2 separate regions of the Mus musculus genome follow, and region 1 is linked to region 2. The links are chromatin loops, found by intact Hi-C in ENCODE. Cell type or tissue: heart. All regions are shown on one strand. Each heading gives the region's core, and the rest is flanking DNA. Links, peaks and the distances in the headings are about the cores only. Region 1 overlaps Pik3r1 (phosphoinositide-3-kinase regulatory subunit 1). Region 2 holds the start of Pik3r1 (phosphoinositide-3-kinase regulatory subunit 1).

Evidence for each region. Peaks named below come from ENCODE experiments on the same cell type or tissue, not always from the same donor. Only the 100,000 strongest peaks of a DNase experiment are listed, where the experiment ranks them.
Region 1: a loop joins it to region 2, with 3 times the contacts of the local background. A loop is called at or near these places in 3 of 42 quality-filtered maps.

The regions. Positions count from the first base shown.
Region 1 is chr13:101,715,161-101,723,160 of GRCm38, forward strand. All of the region lies in intron 2 of Pik3r1 (phosphoinositide-3-kinase regulatory subunit 1), which reads right to left. Among named protein-coding and RNA genes, the nearest start is that of Pik3r1, 49 kb to the right of the region's middle. In heart, for the core only: a CTCF peak has its summit at 4,566 (motif pointing left); DNase peaks (open chromatin) are centred at 3,011, 4,261 and 4,561; H3K4me3 peaks cover 655 bases.
Region 2 is chr13:101,763,826-101,773,276 of GRCm38, forward strand. It overlaps Pik3r1 (phosphoinositide-3-kinase regulatory subunit 1), which reads right to left and starts at 4,392. Exons shown (of 16, transcript NM_001077495.2): 1 at 4,152-4,392. In heart, for the core only: a CTCF peak has its summit at 4,873; DNase peaks (open chromatin) are centred at 2,466, 3,586, 4,476 and 5,036; H3K4me3 peaks cover 3,442 bases; H3K27ac peaks cover 2,908 bases.

The DNA of each region.
Region 1 (8,000 bases), core at 1-8,000, 49 kb before region 2:
CTACTAAAGCCATAAAGTGACTTCAGGATACAGAAGGGCAAGGTTACACTTAATCTTTGACAGGCAAGCTAATTAATTGTGATCTTTATCACCTAAATTGGAATGTGATGTAAAGATGACAACTTACTGTGCACAGCGAATTAAAATGCTGAGCAGGAGGTAAATAGGGAAGAGAGTGAGCCCCCCACCCCCATTTCCTAGCAAGAAAATAATTTATAGTTGAGTCCAAGGAATTTCAAAGGCCAGTGATTTATAAGGAAGTTGGTCCTTTGGTCTGTTGGCTTAGAAAGATTTCATTTGAAGCATGACTTAGATAACCCCTAAAAGAAAGAATGGGGAGGTGGAAGTGGGGAGTAAGAGAAAAAAAAATCACATTTCACATATGTTCTCGTGGTGGCACTTGGCTCTTTGTTGAATGCATGAAGGAAGGAGTGTTAATGGCACCAGCTAAATGTCCCCACACCTTTTAACATGTATGCTCTTTTTTCTTTTTTCATACCAGCTCAAAGATGTATAGTCTTTATTGTTTTTTTGATGTAAAGACAAGGAAACAGAAGTTGAGAAATTAAGCCACTTGGTCCATGTCATAAGCTCCTAAGTAGTGTGTATGTGCTTAGCATGGGCCAGTTTTCTCTTCATCAGTCCCTGGTTTGGACATGTTTGCTATGATGTTTCCCAAAATTTCAAGGTTCCCAAATTTCAGTGGTAACTGCAGTAAGAATGTCATGTAATACAGAAGACATGTGATCCTCATTCCCATCAGGCAATGGCCAAGTACTGGTGGGTTCAAGAAAAGCCACCTCAACAGCAGCATCCGCTTATGTATCTCCTGCCCCCAAGTTAGACAGCAGATGTATTCTCTTCCATTCTCACACTGTTTTGATATACAGGTAATCAGGGGTACACACAGTGGAGCAGTGGGCACCCCTGTTCATAGCAGATGGAAGTAGGAACACCTTGCAGAACAAGGTGAGCGAGGGCTGGACGCAATGCTCACATCTCTCCTATATACATTTGATACTAAACCTCACCATCAAATGTATAAAAACGTGTTACAAATGCTCCAATGAAGCCAGATCATAGGAGGAGTTTGAGAAGCCCCAGATGCAATTAGAGGAGATGGAAGGGACTGGAAAGTTAACATGGTGACCCCAGAGGCCAGGAAGATGTCTGATCTCAGCTGGCAAACCCACTGATCAGGCAGAAGCAAATGCTGGCCAACGGAGGACAGAATTTGAGGAGGAGGAGCTGCCAAAGCAGTAAACTGGTTCAGATGAACAATGCTGAGAGTTTTAAGAAAGGCTGGATGGACATCAGAGGCAACAGAGAATCACCAGACCCCATCCTAGTCAGCCATTACTTTTCTCTGACATTTAAAAATATACTGAAAACTTGAATGCCTGGCTATACTCCACCTAGACCCAACAATTAATATTTTGTCATAAATGTTATCTGTAATTATTTTTATGGTACATTTCAAGGTAAGGGATGTGATTCAGTTGCCTTGGACTATATTGTGTTTCCCATAAATCATATGTTGAAGTCCTTTGAGGTACCACCCTCTGCCCCTAAAGTGAGGATACTCAAGAGACAGCCTCTGGAAGATTATTGAGTTTAAATGAGGTTTGTGTGTGTGTGTGTGTGTGTGTGTGTGTGTGTGTGTATGGGGGGGGGGGGGTCCTTCATAATGAGAGCAGTGGTCTCACACTTTCCAGAGGAGGATCTGTGGAAGGAGGCATAAGGCTTCCTTACCAGGTCTTTACCAAATTACCAGAGTTTACTAAGGTTTTATGGTAACCTGAGCTCATGTATCAAGATCCACACCTAAAGTGAAAACAAAGCAAAACAAAACAAAACAAAAAACTTCCTTTGTCTAGAAAGTCAGTAGCAAACTCTTTTAAGTATTTAGAAAACACCTCTATGGGTAAGAATGTTTCTGACAGTGATGAAGAAAGAGGGTTGCTGTATAAGGTTTCAGGTACTTATCAATAATTCCAGCTGAGCAAGTGATTGATACCCATGCTTCGAGATCTCAGACCACAACTTTCAAGGAGCAAGAATTGAGGATGAGTGTTCCTCCAGCTATAAAGAGAAAAGGACGCCAGGAGCCAGAATACTGATAGCTGTTCCCTAGCTGTGCTTGGTTTCAAAGGCTGGTTTTACAGTGAAACTCCGCAAAACACCTTGTGTTACGCAGCAGATGGAACTAAGTAGAAGGTCTCCCTGTCTCAGTGATTAAGTTGGATATCCTACCTAATGTCATATCAACAGATATTGGGGGCAGAGACCCTTGTTGTTTGGTGCATCTCGAGAGTCACAACTTGACTGAGGTCCCGAAGTTCTGGCTAAGGGCAAGACTCCTTGGTTTGGATGTGTGGTTTGGAGAGACTGTGGAAATGGGGCATTGGAGATGCAGTGGAGCCCAGTTACCATGACTAGAGGTGAGAAGCCCCTTGTCTTTCACTCTCAAACCCCTAAGAGCTTGGGAGGCCGTATAATTATCCCCATTTTACAGATGAGGAAAAGGAAGATTTAAAATAACGACGTGATTTGCCCAAAGTTAGTACAGCAGTTAAGTGGCAAACTAATCTGAATGGATCCAGTTTGCTTTCTTGGGAGGCCCACTTGGTGCGCGCTGGAGGTTACCCAGCCAAGAACAGAGGCTGCAAAAAGCTTTGAATAAGATGGATATAAACGATCCTGGCAACACGTACGGGCCTTGGTGACAAGAAGCATGTTTGTTCAAGTCGGGCTGGGATTGGTGGGTCAGCATCTTACCATCACTTCTCCTTTATCAGGCCTGAGCCCCTGCCAGGCTAAATATTTTTGGGACAGCATTTATTAAATATTTTTCTCATAAGGCTAAACTAAGCACATTCTTCCTCAGGAATGTCACTGGGTTTATTCAGCTAAAAATAACTGGCCAACTTATCATATTTGGCAAACTATGAAGGGCTCACTGTGAGTCATCAGGTGGAAGAAAGGTCCAGTAAAGACCTGGGCACTGGTGGGTATGAGCATTAGCTGCCCTTCCAAAGGACTCAGGATCGATTGTCAGTGCCCGCACAGCAGTTCACAATGGCTAACTCCAGTCCCAGGAGATCCAGTGACGACTTGTGGCTTCTGAAGGCAGGACATGCACACGGCACCCACACAAAACACCCATACGTGTAAAAATAAATAACCACAACAAAATATATGGAGACTAGAATATCAGAGGAAGAAGAAGAAGAAGAGAAAGATGGATTGCATATGGGATGGGCAAGAAAGATGAATGACTCAAAAATACTGAATGGAAAATTCACAATAAAATTCGAGAAATACATGAGAAACTGAGGTTGTAACAGTCAGAGTTATTCATTAACAAAACCCCTTAATTAAAAAAAAAAAAGACACAGGCAGAAAGCTTTATTCCACAGAATAAAGGCAAATGATCTTGAGATAAAGGTAAACACAGCCTTAATGGTGTGAAGGGTCATGGTTTGAAAGAAGTCAAGCAATATGTCTTTACTACTACTGTTCCGCGCGGGCAATTAATTCTGGTGGGCGAACACATTTTCCTCTATCAAAAGACACCACATTCATCAAATAAATGAACACAAACTTACCCACCTCTTCACTAAAGAAGTGACCTTGGCTTTAAGAACGTTAAATGGGCCCACTGAAGCAAGATGGACTGTCTCAGTACAGTCTCTTACAAGCACCGCCAGTTGGAACTAGTACTAAGCTATGGCAACTCATTTATGTCAGGCTAACTTTTTTTTTCCCTTAACTGCAATACCAGGAAGCACTGTAGATAGAACTGTCGCAAAATATTAAGTATATATTGATTGCATCTGACCTTGTTCCGCCAAAGATTCTCAGAATAAGCTAACAAACAGGGAGATGACATTTGAGGAGTGCTTGTGTCGTAATAATTGCTTAAAGGTCTGGGGGGCGGGGGGGGGAGCGTGAAGTAGGCAACTCAATATAAAGGAGCAACCTGCTGAATGAAAAGTTGTAAAATAAGCCTGCCGCCCATCTGGGTGGCAACCAGTCAGGCTTTTTAATCAACACCTTAGCTCCTACTCCTGCAGACAGGACGCAGCTGAAACTTCCTGGCTGCAAAGTGGGATTGGTGGGAAAATGCTGATTTTCTATAAATGGAAATACCTGGGATGTTGTTAATGAAAAAGAACCAGTGACTCAGCCTGGCAGAGGGGAAGGCACTGCCCTCGCTGTGGGGTGCTCTCTTCTGCCATTAGCATCTCACAGAGGACCCTTTCTGTGTTCCCCTTCCGCCCCGCTTAGCCACTACTTCTTTGTAGGGTTGAACAGGAAGTGATAGCGCCTGCACCATGGGAAGGAGTTTTGTACATTTTGTTCTATCAGATTAGCCCCAGTAACTTTATGAATTATGAGCTGTCAACTCCTTTTTCAACCGCTATAGAATATGCTTCTTAGAAATTGTAGCTATAAATAAAACAACAGATGTTTTCAATTGGCTCCAATAGCGCTTGGGCAACTTCGTTCAAGGGGAGAAGTGAAAAGAAATCATTGTAAGACTGCGTTAGGGCTCCGCCTGCTGGTCGCTTTTGCAACAGCCTTGTAAAGACATGCTCATTGAAGCCACTTAGGAAAACCAGAGAGGGGTTAAAAGCCAGCCGTGGCCTCTCTGTGAGTTTTATGTTTTGTATGACTAGATCCTCTTCTAGGCACAACTGTCACTATATCTAGAAAAGAAAAGGGGGGGAGGGGGATCCAAAAGAGGAGGAACATGCTTGAGCTGTTCCTGGTTTCTCTATGGGCAGTGAGAGTCAGGGAACTTTGAACTAAATATCCAGTATCTCGGGATCCTCGCGGTGCAGCTGAGAGAAATTGTCAAAGATTAATAGGATTAATAAGACCAGCCATATTAAACTGCTTCTAGTTCTTAAACTCTAGGGGGGAGTTGGAAACATAGCTAAATAGGAAAGTATTAAATTTACACCTTTCAGGTGGATTTAGCAGCCAATGGTTGATTGGACTGAGCGTGGGGGGTCCCCTCCCTGATGGAGGAGTTGGAGAAGGGACTGAAGGAGCTGAGGGGGTTTGCCGCCCCGTATAGGGAGCAACAGTGTCAACAGGCCAGTCACCCCGGAGCTCCTGGTGACTGGACCAACTACCAAAGAATACACATGGAGGGACCCATAGCTCTGGCTGCATATGTGGCAGAGGATGGCCTTGTTGGACATCAGTGGGAGGAGCAGCCCTTGGGCCTGAGGGTGTTCAATGCCCCAGTGTAAGGGAAGCCAGGGCGGGAGGTCGAGAGTTGGGGGGGGCGCACCCTCATAGAGACAGGAGAAGGGGGAATGGGATAGGGGGGTTTCCAAAGGGGAGACCTGGAAAGGGGAAAACATTTGAAATGTAACTAAAGAAAATATCCAAAAAGTGTTCTCTGCTGCCATGCTACCGAAACCCTGTCAATCACGTGTTAGGGATGGCTGGCATCAGCAAGCACAGGTTCCTTCAAATGTGTGTGCAAAACATTAGAAAGTGAGAGGGTGGTAGGAGTCACTGACACATCGTCTGGTTACAATGACCTATCCTTCTGAACCTAAGGTGTGGGGCTTAAAGCAGGCTTTGCAAATTAAGTATTCATTTTCACTCTGCTAGAATAAAAAAGACTGAAGAGCTCCGGTGACCTCTGAACATGGACCTCGCAGAAGACAACGGGCCATGTGGCCTTAACGTGAATCTCAAAGCCTGGGGCAGCTACAAATCAGAGATCATGGCTGCAGGAGCCTCTGTGTGTTCAGATCTGGTGGGGAAGGAAGACCGTGGAACTGCGAATAGCATGAAGCCAGTTAGTGAGGGAGGAAAGGGGATAGTGGAAACTATGGTACACATTCAGGCCGCTACACATTGAGGCCACTTCCGGGAGCCGACACAGCAGCCTCCTTGTCTCCTTTGGGATAGACTGGGAGGCTGGTGTGAGTGCTTACCCTCCCCCCCTCCCCCCCCCCCCCCCCCCCCGCAAAGAGGTTAAGGCTCTAGGAGGGCTTCTCTTTCCAGTCCTCACTCTTCCCTACTTCTGAGTCATCTGTCAAAGTAACCTCCTTTGATGGTTTTGGAATTCTGAGCAATGCATGCACAGCACTATAGGACTCTGAGAAAAGGGTGGGGGAACAAATCTGCCTGTGAACTACTACAGTCAGTCAATGACAGGACAGGGACAGGTGGCTTAGTCTGAGGAGCCCACTCTGCTCCCACCACAGGTTATTCTGGGGTGTGTGTGTGTGTGTGTGTGTGTGTGTATGTGTGTGTGTGTGTTACCATTCAGTCATTTCATTCTTCAGAAAACTATGTTTTTTAAAATGTGGTTATGGGAAAATAATCCCGTTCCACACAAGATCAGAGACAATGCACTAAGGCCAGAGCATCTGAACTGTGGGTACAAAGACTGTCGTCGTCATCGTCGTCATCGTCGTGGCCAACATGATGATGATTTAATATGTGCTACATTCTGGACTTGAGTGGGTGTACTGAAATTTCCAAATACAATTGTCCACAACACCGTGAGGAGGGCTCTGCCATCATCCCATCTTTATGAGGAGGTGGGCAGACCGGAGACCCAGATAAAGAATTTGTTCAGTCTCACACAACCAAACCAGCCAGAACCAGCATTCAATTCAAGGGACTCCCCATGTACTAAGTAAGTACTTCATCAATGGACTGTCCAGAGCCAGATGGCAACATTATTAGTGGTTCTGTGGCCAGAGAACGGACTCAGGAAGTGAGAACTGCTCCTTGCCTGGTCTGGCCTTTACAGAACATAGTCTTCTTTCCTAAGAGAGTCCACCATTAAATGCATAGCATATCTGATTGCTGGCTGTCCAATGGAAGCAAGCCCCATCATAGCGACTCGACACACATCCCTCCTCACTCTTAAAAACCACAAGAGTGCTTGTGAGAGCAGCTTGGGCACAGTTCTCTCCTTTCCCAACTGACCATTCACTTTGGAAGGGGAAAATGCCAGATCTTAGATGAAATCACGCAGAATACATGACACAGCCACCATGTGGACTTCAGACTGGGACAGAAACAAGTCACAGGGCCCTGCAACAGGGGCTCTGAACAGAAGGAGGCGTGGAATCAAGTTTCCTGACATGCATCCTGCACTTACTCTTATAAATGTAAAACAGAAAATGAATTAACCAAAACTTTTACGGTCATTCTTGCCCGCCCTAGTCACACTTGGAACAATGTCAGCACAGAGCAAGGACCTGCCAGCAGGCTGTGACACAAGACTGGTAGACTCAGAACTGGGTAGACAGCAGTGCTCTTTCAAACAGTCTTCCGATCTTCTTCTGTGTGGCTTTGGTCATCTGGGGGATGTATTCATTTCAAAATAAAAACTATTAAGACAAACAAATGAACTATACCATAGTGTTCCAAGAGGATCGAGTAAGCAGGCACACTTTTACTGGGGTTATTCAAGATGGCTCTGCCCTCCTGGAAAGGCATTTGGGCTGAGCTGAGTGGAGCTGGGAACACCCACAGCATTTGACACAAGCCAAAAACCTGTTGGGTTTCCAGCTATCTCGGAGTTTGTCATAGTGTCCAGCGTGAGAGCAGGACATGAGCAGGGCTCTACTGAAACGGTGTGATTAGTAAGGTTCTTGCATCTGACGCTTCTCCATCTGTCCCTGGCTTCCCTTTAAACGAACAGGAAGTTTGACTGTGTGCCTCCTGCTTCGAGACCATCATCTGCTAACTGCAGATGACAGAAGGTTCAATTACCAGGGAAAGACTGGCATCGCTTAGCCATTAAGTCAGAAAGCCCACACGGTCTGCTTAGGTTCACATCTGGACAATATGAGCAGGAATAATTTCATTTATTAAATTAGGGGTTATTAACATGTCCCATATTGGCTGAAAGACAAATGGACAGAAGTTATAATATAAAAGGGGTCGAGGTAGAAATATCTACCAATATTAGAGACAGAAGCAGGCTCCTTATAGAACTGAGTTTCTTCTTG
Region 2 (9,451 bases), core at 787-8,786:
TAACAATAGGACTGCTAGCAATATCGGCATTGAATGTCACTGCTGTTTGCACAATGCAGATTTAAAACCGAAACAGACAGGTGCCAGGAATTTTCTCTTGCGCTGCCTTTCAGTGCTGCAAGCAGTTCTAAAAAGAAGCCTGAAGCTACCTAAAATAAAACTCCTGCTGTAAATAGAGTCAGATAGAGCCTGCCTGTGGACTTAGCCCAAGTAATTCTCTCTCCAGACCCAAGGTGGAAGGTGGCCCAGGGGAGGTCAGGGGGCGTATGTGGGAGGGGGACAGAATTGTGACTTGGTGGCAGAGCACAAGGTGGGAGTCCCGACACTGCTATCTAGTTGAGTTTCATGGCGTCTTCCTCAAAGAGGAAAAACTGAACACAGTCACGCAATGCCCCCAGAGAATGAAGGCAGCTGGGTCCTCCTGGGATAAGCCCAGTTTGTCAGGACTACAGAGGCATTCCAGGAAGAAGGAAAGGGGCAAAGGCTGAACTGCTGGCCAGACACCCCGCCTGTAACTCCTCACAACACCCACTGGCAGAGCCTCCTGACCCTTTGGCCAGGCGCCTATGATTTCAATTCTCCCCCAGGTGATCATTAACCTGAGAACTGTTTTGACTACAGGTGCTTATGGGTATATATTTGATTTACTTTAAGGTATACAATAGTGGCAGAACAAAGTGCTGTTTTTACGATTTTTTTTTCTTTAGTAAGCTTGTACTCGGTGCACGTTTCTCCAGAAAATGGGAGGTTGGGGAGTGGGGGGGGGGGGAGGATAGCATGAGCCAGACAGACAAGCTATAAGTTTTTACACCCTCTATCTTTCAGTTCATTTGGCTTAGTGTACAAGAAACGGCCTTAATTGCCAGTACTTTAGGCAAGTGATTTCAATAAGAGTATTGGCAAAACCATGACCCCCCCACACAAAAAAAATTTCATTAGAGAGGAGTCAAAGGAGACTTTAAAAATTGCAATAAAATATGAGTGCTTAAAAGTTAATCACAACCGATGCTTTTTTAAATAAATAAATAAATAAATAAATAAAGATGCAATTTACACTGTCTTAAAAAAAAAAAAAAACAAAAAAAAAAACCCAAAAACCTGACAGTTGAGTTTGGTGGCACAAGTTTGTAATCCCAGGGCTTGGGAGATAGAGGTGAACCACTCCAGAGTACAAAGTCAAGTTCTGCTACATTAAGAGTTCAAGGCCAGGGTGGACTGCATGAGAAACTGCCTCCAAACTGATACATTCTCACACATACAACTAATAGCCCCTTGGACTGACAGGTGACTTTCTGGTTTTCCTAGCTTCCCCAGGACGCTTCATCTCCTGCCTTAGCTAGCAAAGCCCTACGTCATGGAAAGGGCTTTGTGCTTTGCTTGCCCTGTGTAATGAGCCTAATAGACTGATAGGAGCTCAATCCATCTGCGTGTGTACACCTTATTCATGAGAGATTCAAAGTCAAAAGCGCACATGCAAACCTTAGCTTGGCTTGTACAGACGACTTGCCCATGGGACTATTTCCCCAGGTGACTCATTCGCTATCTCTTTATCCAATAAAACACATTTTGCAAGTCAAAAAAAATGTAAACACAATAAAAGCTGGACCAGAATTCCTCCTACTGTAACAAGTATGTGGATAATTTTCTCAAAGTAAATGCCTTTTACAACATTTCGCTGCACTACTTAGGAGACAGAGTGGCAGAGAAGAAATGTCCATCAACACAACAAACTTCAAGTTCCATGGTGGGCTCAGAAACAGTTGAAAGGAAAAGCCACTGTTTTTAAGGGTACTAGGTCTGTGGAGGTTGAGTAAACTTGAACTTAAGATTCAAAGCCTTTTGAGAGATTAGCCTGAGAGGGAAAGAGACAAGAAAAGGCTAATGAATATGAACAAACTATGGTACATGCATGTAGAAAAATGTCCCCCCAAAAACCTCACTGTTGTATACAATTAATATATACTTAATAAAAGAACAAAAGGGCAGGGGGTGCACTGATCAGGTTAGGTGTAATTAACAGTTCCAAAAGATGCATGCACACCACCCACCATCAGCAGCCAAAAATGCATATTTCTATGTGTTCAATTGCTCAGTTTTCCCAAACTAACTTCATACATTAGAAATGTACCAAACACACACACACAGCTAAAGAAAACAATAAATGGAGTCAGTGGGCAGTGAAATCCTTCTTTTTACATGACTGCAGTGCATCCCAGATGTGAAAAAGCAGAATGCTATCATAAAAATGCAAATAAAATGACAGATAACAATGTGCACATGGCAGAGTTCTGTTATGCAACTAGGAACAGGTCTTGGTGCAAGATGAAAGTTAAAAGCAAACTCCCACAACAGTCTGAGAGCCAGTTATCAGCTGCATCCAACTTTCTTCAAATCGTAAAAGCTGACAGACTGCTATGGAAAAGTGGCGTGGCCTGCAACAGGCACTTAGAGGAAGGCAGCCAGCAGTGGCGTGGCACAGAACTCCTGCCAGGCAAGGAGCTTCCCCCATTTAAACCTGCCTTTGAACCACAAGAGGCACAAGAAAAACCAGGATCATTTTCTTTGTAATAAGCAAAAAGCACATGTTTTCCAAAGTTTAAGCAACTTGTGTGCTTCAGAAAATGGTCTGCTTGAGTGCAACTGTCAAAAAAAAAATGAAAAAAAAGGGGGGGGCTCTTGGGGTGCTGGTTCCCTGCTCAGTGACAAACGATGCATGGGCGGCTCACCTGTGCAGAAGGCCCTGAAGTCCTAATGATATCTACTTTAGCAATCAATCTGCTCTGAGGCAGAAATAAACCCATCTGCCTACTACAAGCTTTCTTAGCTCATAATTTACTATCTTTCAAATGCCCAACATGGAACACAAGCTAATGAAATATTAAGAGAGGCTTGCACAAGGAGCCTAGGTCAACCAGCTTTGTGAGTAACCCTACCACCTAAAACTTGAAACTCGATCTCACTGAAATGACAATCTCATGCTACACTTAAAACCCGGAACTGCTTCATCCTTTCCTATTTCACACTGTCTGACAAAGAGGAAAAAGACAGGAAAAGAAAAGGGGGAAAATTAAGTCCTAAAATCATGAAACCCCTAAATAAAGCATAAATTCACACCAGTACAGCAATAGAGCCTGCAGCTTCTTCAAGAATTAACGGTGGAAGTGAGACCTTTCCGGTATTACTAGCGCCAGGAGCAGAATTCCCCTGAATACAGTGCCGGCACACAGCATTCAACATGTCACAGCCACTCCGCTCACACCCTTGCGTTATTGTGCGCGAAAGCTGGTTACTAAAATGCATTTCTGTACATGCGTGCCTGGTCAGAGCGTTTCTATTCTCTTTGTCTCGTGATCTGCCGGGCAGTTTCTGCCTTTGGGAAGGAAGTAGCTTGCAGACAATTCCCCCAGATATTTTAGCTCTGGCTTGCACGCGGGCCGGTTCTCCCTGGCCGGCAGCTTAGTGCTGGGCAGGTCCTTCCAGGGTCGCCCCGCGTTAGGAAAAGCTGGATTTCCGGGCGGTGCCAGGATCCCACTCATTATGCCTCCAGCAACCTGCCCAAGCCCGGCGGGCGCCAGACGCCGAGCTAGAGCCCCAGCCACCGACCGCCCCGAGGAGCACTTCCCCCACCCCGGAAGAGGAGGGAGGCAAACTTCGGAGGGCGGGGGCTGGGGGCGAGCTCCGGGGACCACCATGGCCCAGCCTGGCCGGAGACCCCGGCTGGGGCTCCGGGCCTGGAGGGTACGCCGCGCTAACGCAAAGGCAGCGATCCAGGCACTCTCCTCGCGCGCTCCCGGCTTCGGAAAGCTGCAGGGCGATCGGGGACCCTCGGAAGCGTGAGGTGACGGAGGAGGAGGGGAGCCGGTGACCGCTGGCAACTCCAGGACCGAACGCTCCGGGTAACGAGCACAGCCCGCCCGGGGTGGCACGAAGGAAATGAGAGCAGGAGGTGGCTGCGACCAAGCAAGCTGGTCACTGGCCGGAGAAGGCTTCCAAGTGGCCGAGAGATGCTGGCGACTGGGAGCTGGCAGCCTGCTCGCTTCCCCTTGAGTGGCTCGGCAGCAGAAGTGGCTGCCGGTGACAGGAAGAGCAGCGGCCGTGCGCGTTCGCACCGCTTCCCCCTCCCGGGCACACCGGGACCCGCCGCCGCCTACCTCCGGGTCGGCTCGCTTCCTTCCTCTGCCCAGCCTGGGCTTCAGCGGCCTCTGAAGCTCCCAGCTCCCAGGCTCCTGCGATCCAGCTGCGACCTGCCGTCGCTTCGCTGTCCCGGTTCCTTGGCTGCACAGCCGTCCTCACCGCTACCGCTGCCGCTGCCGCTGCCGCTGCTTCCTCCAACTCGGCTCCAGCTGCTAGCTACTCCTCTCCCTGAGCGGCGCAGCTCCAGCGCCAGGCGCCAGCCCCACCCCGGGCCCGCCCCTGCGCCCCGCCCCCAGATACACACCAATCAACGCCCGAGACCCCGCCCCCCAGCGCCCGAGCCGCGCCCTCCGCCTCTGCCAGTCTCCGGGAGGGCTACCAAGGTCTAGGAGCTACGCTCTGTGCTGCCGACCCTACCCCGCACCCCTCGCTGCCCTCGCCCCCGCCCCCGGCTCGGGGATGCCCCGGGCGACTGGACGGCGCGCGCCCTCCGCTACGGAGCGCTCTAACTCTGCGTGCTTGGGGCTGGCTCGCCTGCGGGGCGTCGCCCAGGCCCGAAGCAGGGAGTTCAAATGGGGATGGGGGTGGGGGGTGGGAAATAAGTTCAGGCCTCTCTGGAGCCCAGCCGGCTGCCTGCGAGACCCTGCCTCTTTCGAATCCACTAGAGCTTCAGGACAGTGGCTGGGTTCAGGAAGATGCAGATGCGAGGGCTCGCCAAAGCGGGGAGGCCCTGTAATTCCTGGCCTTGCCTGCCCAGCTTCCCTAGTGGTCAGAAAAACCGCGCCACCCGGCGTGGCACTCCCGGGGTGAAGGAGGGGTGAAAGGGTGAGCTGGAGCAACGAGTGCCCGCCGCCTGCAAAAGCCTGGCACGGCTGCCTCCAGGAACCAAGGCGGGATCTAGAGGAAAAGGAGTGTTCTGTGAGGAGGGCGCATACCGGGTGATCTCTGGCAGTCCTTGCAAGGCAGAGCCTATGTAGGTCATTCAGCCAGTCCACCGCCTTCTAACGCTTCTGATAGGCTGGAGAAACTCAAATGAAGTCTATGGTTTGTTAGATGTAAAAATGTAGATCCTTGGAGTAGAAACCACTATGGAAGCTGCTCAAGAAAAAAGTGATAATGGCTCAGCCTTCCCAGATAAGAAAGGATGATAGCCCCGTGTTTTGTCTTCATAAAAACGTTCAAGAACTCATGGACTTTTTAAATTTTGCTCCCAAAATATGTCTTATTTTGTAGTTCAGGAACCTGTAGCCACCCACCCTTCTTGCCCTAAAGATCCCTTTTGCAGCTATTCTGGCAACAAAATGCTTTTTCTTAACCAAGAACTTAGTCTGTTGTCAAATTCTAAATTTGGTAGTGTATTACTGTGAGTTTTGGAAGCAGAGGGAAAAAATGAAATTCACAGTTTATGTTAAACAAATGCAGTCACGTTTAAAGGTGACGCCCATTCTAAAAGAAGAGATCTCAGTACACAATTCAGGTACTAATGTTTCTGGTACTCTTGGTATCTAATAAAGACAAAAGCAGGCTGCTACCCACATCACATTTAAGAATTTGCCTACCCATTGGACACGCAAACTTTATATGCCCCAGTACAGGGGAACGCCAGGGCCAAAAAGGGGGAGTGGGTGGGTAGGGGAGTGGGGGTGGGTGGCTACGGGGGACTTTTGGTATAGCATTGGAAATGTAAATGAGCTAAATACCTAATAAAAAAATGGAAAAGAAAAGAAAAAAAAAGAATTTGCCTACACAGAAGATGGCCTAGTTGGCCATCACTGGGAAGAGAGGCCCTTTGGTATTGCAAACTTTATATGCCCCAGTACAGGGGAATGCCAGGGCCAAGAAGCAGAGTGGGTGGGTAGGGGAGCAGGGCGGGGGGAGGATATAGGGAACTTTCAGGATAGCATTTGAAATTTATATAAAGAAAATATCTAATAAAAAATAAAATAAAGAATTTGCCTACCATTCAGGATGTGGTGACAAGTCTGTAATCCCAGCACTTTGAAGCTGAAGCCATAGTCTCGAGTTCAAACCAGCCTAGTCTTTATAGAATCTCTCTGAATATAGATTATGTTAATTTGTGTAGGGAGATCCATCTTAATTATGAGTAGAATCACACCTAGGGCAGGAAATTCTGTACTGTACGAATGGAGACAAAAAATGAGGGCTATGCATGCATGCATTACTGGTTGCTCTTATCTGATTGAGGGCATAAGGTGGCCAGCTATTCAAGTTCCTATGGCCTTAACTTACCCACCATGATAGACTACTCTGAACTGTGAGTTAAATGCTTTCTCCTGTAAGTTGCTTCAGTCGGAGTATTTAATAGTGGCAATTAGAAACCAAGGTACAGGGGTACATTCTTCCGTAGTCTGTGAAAGGAAGAGCCTCCTGGTGGATGGCCGTGGTGTGTTTCCTGCGGTAGAAGCCCTTAAATCTAATCCAAACTAAGACAACTCAAGTAATAAAACATTCACAGATGTTTTCTTTAGTTTTCCTCTCCTCGAAGAAAATACAAACTTTGCTAGCTCTCTCCTCCCTTTGGGCTCACTAGAGTCTTGGAAAGAGGCTCCAGCATAGGATTCTATTCAGCCGTAAAAAAGCATCTAATTCCCAACTGCACTTCCTCTTAATAGAAAAGTCTTCAGCAATTGATTATGCACTTACACGTTCTTTGACTTATTTTCATTATAACTGAACACAACACACAGCTTATGTCCAAAGAGGGTCACATGAAAGAAAAATAATTTTTCCATACCCGGGCACCAAATAATCTATTTCATTGATATTAAATTGATACCTTCCCACACATTTTATTTCCATTTCCCATAGATTTTATGAATTAAAAGCAATAACAAAACAATATGACTATTCATACTTGGAGTATGAGCCTGTGTGCATATGTATACATATTCACATGTGTATGCATGTGTGTGCCTGTGTATACTTAACAGTGGAGTCTTCCTCATTCTCCACCTTATGGATTGAGGCAGGGTCTCCCACTTGAACCTGAAGCACCCATCAGATACTACAGCTAGCCAATTTGCACCAAAGATTTTCTGCCTCTGCACATTGTACATTGGGATTTACAGTCAAGCCCCTATGCCCACCCACATTTACTTGAGCACTAGGGCTCTGAAGTCAGGTACTTACCCTTGCATGACAAGTTCTTAGCCTTATACTTGTGTTTTCTAGTAACCTCTTGAGTAAAACCTTATCTGGGAACACAAACTGTAACTGTAATAAAGCAAGAAGCTGATATGATAAGGCAAAGGGGCCCCTGTGCCACAAGCTTTCTCTTCATTTCTACAAAAACCCCAGATGGGCAGGACTGTGAACATCTCCTTGGAGTTTCCTGGAAATGCAAATTATCTGTCTTCTCTAAACCAAAAATGTCAGATTGGAGTGGAAAGAAAAAAAAAAGCTGTTTTAGGAAACTCTCCAAACCATTTGTTGCATGCTGGGAGTTGAGAATGATTATCCTGGGCCTTCTGGGACATACTGGAACCCACCCCAATAAAATGCTCGTATGTCACGTAGACACAGCGTTCTGGTTTGCTTTCTATTGCTGGGAGAAAGACCATCACCAAAAGCAGCTTTAGGAGGAAAGGGAAGGGCTTTCTTCCTTTTCCAGCCTGCAGTCCATCATGAGGGAAAGTCGAGGCAGGAACTGAAGCAGGGGTCATAGAGGAATTGCCTGTCTTAGTCTGCATAAATCCCTCACCTTTCTCTTTTGTACAATCCAGGAGCACCTCCGCAGGGGTGACATCACCCACAGTGGGCTGCACCCTTCCACATTAATCAGGAATAAATAAATAAATGTCCCACATTTTTATCTACTGGCCAATATAATAAAAAGTTTTTGTCAATTATGAAGCCCTCTTCCCAGAAGACTCTACCTTGACTCTACCTTGTGTCAAATTGACAAACAGACAAACACACAGCACACACAATTCAACCAGTACTTATCAAACTGTTGGCTTTGGTTATTTGATAAATATGTCAGAAGATGGGAAATTCCCAACAGAGATACAAGAGTATCATCGCTGGCAAAGATGGCATGGAAATCAGAGTCAATCAAGGACCCGAACTACAGAGAAAGAGTTTGAGTAACCATAATTGAGACAATAGCCTCAACAGTGAAAACAAGTAGGATGCATCCATTGGCCATCTGTACTAACCGTGATGTTAGAATGTGCTTCCACTGGCCTTGAAATCTTAGTGTGTATTTTAGGTTTTCAAACACAAACCAAATGAGTACCAGTGTCCTGGAGTCTTCGTCAACACCAGACCCACAGATCAGCTGCACCGGCAGAATTAAGAACGGGTCACAAATGCAGAATACAAGGTTCTGTCCTAGACGGCCTAGATCACAAGCTGCAGTTGAGCAGAATTGCCAGGTGATACACATACAGGTTAAATGATGTGTCTAAGTGGCCCTCCATCTTAATCATAGAACAATATTGCCTGGAGAGTTTACCAAAAATCCCAGATCTGCTCTATATCCCCGAGATGGATTCTATAAAGAGGTGAGCCATGAGAATCAATCATTTCTAAGTCTCTTCACATGACATCAAGGTGAATCCAGCTTTTAAAAAATCCTACCTCAGAGAATCCAAGTAGGAAAGATCTCTTTAGCAATGTGGACAGGAGTTGAAACATCTGATCTCATGAAGAGCAGCTGATGCTGGAGGCTAACTGATGGTTGCTGCCTAGACTGTAAGCCCGGGTTTTCCATACCTTCTGGCTTTCAGAAAGAAGCTGGAAATTTATGTTTATAGGAAATCCCCTGATTATCACATGGTAGCAACTAAGTCAGAGCATTTTTATTTTGTTTGTGTGTTTGTTTGATTGTTTGTTTGTTTGTTAAATGTGGGTTAGGCCAAGAGTGTGATGGTCACCTTTGTGAGTTTCAAAAAAAAAAAAAAAAAAGGTTAGGCTGAGGGTGTTCATATGCTGATACAAAGATCTGAGTTCCTGACATCTTCTGCTCTTTATGAACACTGTAGGTACTCAATGCCTCTGAGTTGGTGACTTCTGAGGATCATGTAGTCTTTTGCCAGTGCTTTTCTTTCTCCCCCTTTTTCTGCCTAATAGTTGAGAAATACTTGGGGCAAATCCAAGCTGTATGTTACTTACCTCAAGATCTTCAACTATTCTGAATATCTAGGTTAAATACATATAATACAGATCTGGGGGGAGGGGGAGAGATTATTGACCAGGATGCTTAATGCCGGAGTAAGAATTGAAAGAGCTAGCATTCCTATAGCTCTCATCTCACAGTAATGAGCTTATGCAAACTATCGAGATTGAATTCTGA